Linked DNA regions of Homo sapiens: region 1 is linked to region 2. The links are chromatin contacts, found by Hi-C in ENCODE. All regions are on one chromosome and are shown on one strand. The core of a region is the stretch at or near the end of the contact, and the rest is flanking DNA. Distances in the headings are between cores, read along the strand shown.

What was found. Hi-C counts contacts between places; a loop is a spot of excess contacts on that map. Pooled maps may share reads with other maps.
Region 1: a loop to region 2 is called in a map of PC-3, with 2.5 times the contacts of the local background. The contact joins two enhancer-like sites. A Hi-C loop is called at or near these places in 3 of 168 maps with a recorded cell type or tissue (OCI-LY7, PC-3 and endothelial cell of umbilical vein) and 5 of 50 pooled maps.

The regions. Positions count from the first base shown.
Region 1 is chr6:11,584,654-11,588,451 of GRCh38, reverse strand. No RefSeq gene overlaps it. Among named protein-coding and RNA genes, the nearest start is that of TMEM170B, 49 kb to the right of the region's middle. Within about 2 kb of position 1,736, at least 2 of the 41 ENCODE cell types and tissues checked have a DNase peak (open chromatin) inside an H3K27ac peak, as active enhancers do.
Region 2 is chr6:11,683,477-11,687,257 of GRCh38, reverse strand. No RefSeq gene overlaps it. Among named protein-coding and RNA genes, the nearest start is that of ADTRP, 93 kb to the left of the region's middle. Within about 2 kb of position 1,462, at least 3 of the 41 ENCODE cell types and tissues checked have a DNase peak (open chromatin) inside an H3K27ac peak, as active enhancers do.

The DNA of each region.
Region 1 (3,798 bases), core at 487-2,986, 99 kb after region 2:
AGTTAAACAAGTTTCAAATGAATCTGGACGTAGACTAAGGCTCAGAACTACATGGACATGTTAAGTGTCAAACGCTTGGAGCCAAACTGGTCCTGGCCTAGGAAAGTCTGAGAATAACAGGTCTATACTGATGCTGTCCTGTTAAAAGTTTCAACTTGCATTTACGAGAAAGCAAAAAGAGTTGATGTGTTTTCAGGTTTACTGAAGAAGAAATTGGCATAGAGAGATTAAGTCTAATGTGAGGTCTCATGGGCACAAAGGGTCAGAACCTGGGAGAAGACCCAGGTCTCATATCATCCCCTCTCAGGTAACATGCACAGGGCTTTCAAAAGTCACGAGTCTCAAGAAATAGAAATGCTTTTACGCTATTGATGGGAATGTAAATTAGTTCCACCATTGTGGAAGACAGTGTGGTGATTCCTCAAGGATCTAGAACCAGAAATACCATTTGACCCAGCAATCCCAATACTGGGTATATATCCAAAGAAATATAAATCATTCTACTATAAAGACACATGCACATATGTTTACTGCAGCACTATTTACAATAGCAAAGACATGGAACCAACCCAAATGCCCATCAATGATAGACTGGATAAAGAAAATGTGGTACATATACACCATGGAATACTATGCAGCCATAAAAAGGAATGAGATCATGTCCTTTGCAGGGACATGATGAAGCTGGAAGCCATCACCCACAGCAAAGTAACACAGGAACAGAAACCCAAACACCACATGTTCTCACTCATAAGTGGGAGTTGAATAATGAGAACACATGGACACAGGGAGGGGAACGACATACACCAGGACCTGCTGGTGGGTGGGGGGCAAGGGAAGGGAATCTAGAGGATGAATAAATAGGTGCAGCAAACCACCATGGCACACGTATACCTATGTAACAAACATGCACGTTCTGCACATGTATCCCGGAACTTAAAGAAAAAAAAAAGTCATGAGTCTCTCAAAATTGTAGTTTCCTCAACCCTACATCTCCCACTCATCTCTGTACCTTCTCCTATTTTCCACATCAAAGATAGCACAAGCATCTTCTTTTAACACATTTTGGAGTCACCCACCAACACCAATTCCCACGAAAAGTAAGCCAAGTGTAGTTTTATGAAAATCTGTTTGGTCCTCTTTTTTTTTTCTTTTTTGGCAACAGAGTCTCACTCTGTTGCCCAGGCTGGAGTGCAGTGGTACCATCTCGGCTTACTGCAACTTCCATCTCCCGGGTTCAAGCGATTCTCCTTCCTCAGCCTCCCAAGTAGCTGGGATTACATGTGCCCGCCAACATGCCCGGCTAATTTTTTTGTATTTTTAATAGAGAGGGTGTCTCACCATGTTGGCCAAGCTGGTCTCGACCTCCTGACCTCAAGTGATCCGCCTGCCTCGGTCTCCCAAAGTGCTGAGATTACAGGCATGTGCCATCTGGTGTCTGAAGTTCAGTCCTGATTGAAGACCCTGAGTGCAGGGGCACGTGTGTCCCCATGGCTGCTGTAGGCCACACTATGGGAAAACAAAACTCGCGCTTTTACAACCAGAACTCTGGAGCTGAAAAGACCAACCCTCCCTCTCTGAGTTTGAACTAAATAGTTTGTCTCTGTAGCATAGTAAACAAAGCAGAGCAGCTCATTAGCAACAGGATCTGCAGTGGTTGGTGACTATGTGCACAGCTGATGGGCAAGTCCCGGCCATCTTTCAGGATTCATTTATGCTGGCCGCCTTGGCTTCCTCATCTTGTACATATTTGGTTTAGAGAATGCGAGGAATTTGCTAGCTGAGCAAGTTTATTCATCCTGCTTTCTAACTAGGCTCTTTCCCACTGAGGTATGTTTCTAAAATTTCCCTCAGCAGGCTTTGTTGCAAAAGCAGTGCGGGGTTCAACGGGACAGTTTAAATCTAAAACAAATCCTCCCTAAAAATGCACTGTTCTCTGTCAGGACAGAATCTGGCTCTGTCTTTGAAACAGAAGTGCCTGAACTTATTACCAAAACTTCTAGCAAAGGCTGGAAGGACATCATCCCTCTATGTGCAGACAATACATTGAAAGAGGGCAATGGGACAAAGGTTATTTTCTAAGCACTCACTGCGTGCAACATGAGATGTCATTCCATTTTACTAATGTGAGAACTGACTGTTGCAGAAGTTAAATGACTTGGACAAGTTCAATTACTAAGTGGTAGAGCAGGAATTTAAAACCGAGTCTCATGACACAAGGCAGATTGCACTATGTGTGCGTAACCCCAAGTTGACCAACTGTATAACTAAATGTCACTAAGAAAGCGTAGACTACTAAATTAGATACTAAGATATCAAGGCTTGCATCTGTAATCCTAGCTATTTGAGAGGCTGAGGCAGGAGGATTGCTTGAGGCTAGGAGTCGGAGACCAGCCTGGGCACCAAACACAGTGTGACTCTCTCTAAATAATAAATAAAATACACTAGGTAAAATAAATAAATTAGATAAAACCATTATGCATTGAGTTGGAATTTAAGAAAAATATATAAATCAAAGTCTAGATTAATGACTTACAAAAATCATAAACTAAAGTGATTTTCTAATTTGCAAACAATCCTGATAGGTTGTTTCTAATTTGCAAACAACCTATCTTAATAATTCTTTGGAAAGTTACATTGGCTAGTGATGACATGAAGAAACCTTAATTTTTCTCATATTTAATTTTCTGGTGTGCATTTCTTTTGGAAAAAAAACATTAAATGTATCATATGGAAATGAATCCAAAAGTAACAATCAGTTAATTTCAGTTCATAGGTAATGTCCAAGGCAAAAGCAAGGAGAAAAATAAAATAGAACCACTGCACCATCTAGTGACGGAACTCTTGCTTTACAAGAAAACCACCTGATGCAATTACATTTTGCCAATCAGTCCCCAGAACTTTCTGAGCCTGAAAAATATTCATAAAATTGTCCAAAAGAAGAATGCCTAGTGACAATGAATCATAGAAAATTAAGAGCAGACAGGATAGATTCCTAAGTTTCCATTTGGAAGCTAGAGGCAAACCCAATTTTTAGTCCTCAAAGAGTGGGTGCCATGGATCCTGTTTACTTTCCCCTCTGCACCCAGAAGCTTGATGTAGTATTTTATGAGCTAATAAGGGTTTGAAGCCAGGCATGGTGGCACACACCTGTAATCCCGGCTACTCAAGGGGCTAAGGAGAAGGACTGCTTAGGCCCAGGAGTTCGAGACCAACCTGGGCAACACAGTGAGCGATCCACTCTCAAAAACAAAATAATAAAGGTTCAACTGCAAAACACAGATGGTGTAAGGATGTATTCAGTAAATCTGAAATGTTTCTCCACAAGCCTGACTAGGACTCATTCATAATGGTAAACACAAGGCTCAGTTTAAGACTAAAGCGTCTTTCTTCTAATTACCTTTCCCTGTAGTTTTGTCCAATGTAGGTGGTGATAAATCTGAAATTTACTAGCCAGGCATGGTGGTGCACATCTGTATTCCTAGCTACTGGGGAGGCTGAAGAGGGAGGATCACTTGAACCCAGGAGGTCAAGGCTGCAGTGAGCTAATTACACCACTGCACTCCAGGCTGGGCAACAGAGTCAGATCTCATCAATCACTCATTAAATCTGAAATAAGTAAATCCGAAATTTAATGTCTTATTTGAATGCTCTGCAAATAACAAAATGCCCAAAGAAAACTGACTTATTTTTTTAAATTACAAAAATATTACTTCAAGGGCCAAAAAAGATACTAGAACTAAAATAGAAAACTTTTTTGGGATCTCAAGATTTATATTTTGTCCAAGATGTTAACAT
Region 2 (3,781 bases), core at 213-2,712:
CTGTTGATAAATAATGGACTGTGGCAAAAGAAAATTGACTAAGACTCTAGCCAACTTCAAATAAATTGGCTACTGGCACAGCTGAAAACATAACTTAGCTTAAATGAGGTTTCTTTCCCATTCTACAGAATCCCCCAGCAGCAAACACCATAAACCTAGAAGGTGCATCCTGACTTGTATTCTATAAATCCGTGAGCTAATAAATAATGCTCACAGTGTAAATGAGTGACTCCACAGAGACTACGTTAAAAAGAAACATTTCATAGGGAAACCAATAATATTTTCTTTTCAAGGGAAAATATATGTCCTCTCCTATATCCTTAATTACAGCCCAGACTCTAACCATGTCTTACAAGTGTACTAAATGAAAAAGTGGCTAAAACTTCATCCTAGTGCACTTTATTAGTGAGCCAGTTATTAAGCTATTCTCTCGGTATCAAACTCAAACTCATGCTTCTATACTTGGCTTTGTGATTCTGGGGCTGACTTTGCAAATCCCATTTCTGCTTTACCAGCTCCCTCCAAGTGTGTCTTTCCTTTTCTTTCCTTTTTTCTTTTTTTTTTGAGACAGAGTCTCACTGCACCCAGGCTGGAGTGCAGTGGTGCAATCTTGGCTCACTGCAACCTCTGCCTCCCAGGTCCAAGCGAATCTCCTGTACTCCCACCTCAGCCTCCTGAGTCGCTGGGATTACAGGCACCCACCAACAACCCTGGCTAATTTTTGTATTTTTAGTAGAGATGGTATTTTTGGTAGAGATGGAGTTTCACCATGTTGGCCAGGCTGGTCTCAAACTCCTGACCTCAAGTGATCCGCCCACCTCAGCCTCCCAAAGTGCTGGGATTACAGGCATGAGCCACTGTGCCTGGCCCCAGGTGTGCCTCCTCTAATAGTGGTGGGTGGAGGAAGACCAGATGGCTGGAGAAGAAGAAGGCACTCACTCTTCTTGTTTGCGTACCGTTGCTGTCATCATCGCCCAGCCTCACTCCTTTACTTTGGCAGGGATGGTTAGGGAAGTAGCAGAAGATTCCAGTTGTAGTTTTCCAATATTCATACCCCCTCAGAAACACTAGCAGGTGGCTATCCTTTCCTTGGGGGTCTAGAACCCAAATCAGTAGGACCAAACATCAACAATGGAATTGTGGGTTTGCTTTGGCTGGGTCCCTCATCTTGAATGCAGTGCTGAACTTCCTGCTAATGGCAAATGGAATTCCAGTAACCAGTGGCATGCAGTGACATCACAGTTTATAAAACTATTACCTGTGGTTGCTTTTCAAGTGCTTACTAAAGCAAGAGCCTTGGAAGAACCAAATGTCCTCTGCATTTGACTACTGCAGCAGCTACGATGACTACACGGGTGATAGTATGGAATGGCTCCCTCTGAATGCCCTAAAGCACTTGCATAAGGAAAAAAGAAAGAAAGAAAAAAAAAAGCCTGCTTCTTTAAGTTCTGAGCTTGAGTCATAGATAATTAAGAAGCTTCCAGGCCAGTCCTGAAAGAATATCATTTCTTTCTCTTGTTTGCTGAAAATAAGACACAAAAGTTAATTGCACAGATTTCAGAGTTGAAAGTTGAATTTGAATTTATAGACTCTCAAGTTTCTCAAGTGAAGGTTGGGTATCAACTAGAAAAGATAATGACCCTTAGACTCGAAAGAATGACATCAGGATGGATTCATAGCAAGCTCAGAATTCTGAACCCCTGAGTCATCTGACCTCCTTTGCCAGCAGAAGATGCCTATCCTCACATACCTGGAGAGACCAGCCTTCTGCTTCTTGAATAAACTTTAATAATGGGGCAGTTGCCTTGCCATGAAATACGTCTTCTCATCAACCCATTCTGACCATTCCTTTTCTCACTATACCCATAATAAGGGCCCGATCTCAGCATGTTCCCTAAGGGCAAGTACAAAGTCTGACCCAGGAGGAAATAACTTACATGCTAAAACAGTTGTAAGATTATGCTAATTTTAGTGGTAGAATCCTGAAAAAAATATGTGTGGGAGTTTATTCCAAGGGTATTAGACCAAGGAGAATGAAATATAACAAGTGGACTGGATTTTATTGAACTTATTGATGTGAGTGCACTTACCAGAAACCCCGGATTTAATATTTTATCTCGTGAAGCTAGATGTGGCTCTAGCAGTTTGCCTGGTTGATAGATTGACTCAACCATGGCTTATGTTTAATGAGATTGACATGCCTGAACTTCCTTGGCAAAATGTGAAGGAATCTGGAGTCTTAGGAATACAACAATGTTGAAGCACATTTATAATGTGTTCCCTGAACACCCTGCCTCTACTCTCCACATCCCAAGGTGGCCCAAAGATGCTTCCTTCACAATTGAGAAATTCACTGGTGAAGAGAGCATCAGCATTCTTGCATGTTAGCTATATGGTGGCTGTCATCTGTAGGCCTCAAATGACGGTGAGGATTCCACATTGATATTTTGGTGGGAATATGAGATCCCAGAGTGACATAGGTCATTTGGTAGTTTTTACTACCAAAGAAAGATGAAATGCATTTACAGAAAAGTACAGGAGAGACAAAGTGATAATTAGAAAGTTTTTGACTTACAGTGGTCATTGCTGACCACAGTGTCCTTGGAAATGAAATAGATGGACTACCCATGAAAATGTTACTTAATCTATGTCAGGATTTACCAAACTCTCCCTGTAAAGGTACAGATAGTAAATATTTTAGACTTTTCACTTCAAGAAGCAAAATTAATGATGTTATATAGGTACTTATATTACAGAAGATAACACAAATTTTTACAAAATTTTTGTTGATGAAACTTAAAATATAATACTACTAATTGAGTACTTTTTTTGTAATACTAATGAGGAAAAGGAATTTTTTGGGGGGATAACATTTCACTTAATTCAGGTTCAAAATTAGTGTTTTCTATCATTAAAGTTGTTTGCTAATATCATCTGTCATTTTGATCTTTAATGAACTTTTATACATTTAATCTAATATTTGAAACTACATTTTTATACAGATAGGCATCACCAAATATTAACATGAAATTCAGGAGCATGGATTTTTATTTGAGTGTATTCATTGCTTAGAAGGTATTTATGGAATTTTACTAGACTCTTCCCTTATATTTGCCTGTTAACAGGTCATTACATTGCAAGAAGTTCCTCAATTGTACAACTAAATCAGTTTCGAAATACTGAAATTTCCTTTGCACTTCCATTGAGGTCTGAAAAACATTGCCGTAACCATTGTCTGAGCTTGAGAATGTATCTACTGCAAATTTATGTGGGAATGGAGATCTCATTCTTGTTTTAACCATTGACAGATTAGAAAGTGTATAAAGCAGCTTGACATTAATTGCAGTTCAAACATTAGTTGTCAAAGTAATTTTACTATAGTTAAGCTTCACATATATAAGTGACATTTGCCTTATGATTTTAGGTTGAATTCATTAATAAACATTATTTAGTCTGTAGCAAAGGCTAATTTCCAAAGCTATTCAGTGTTTGATAATAATGGTTTAAACCAGTTCTTCTCTTTCAGAAAAAATTCAGTGTTATCCCTCAGCTCAAAATTTTTATTGCAATAAAACTTTACCACTGCTAAACCATAAAACTGCCATGTTTAATGTTTAGCTTCTATCTCTGACAAAAATTCATGGAACCGACAGTAAAATCTACAATCGTAAATGAAGTTCACCACTGGTACGACTGGTTTAATAATACACAACAGATTAATGTATTTTTCACAAGATACCTGTAACAGATACTACAACAAATAAACATAGGCTTAAAAATT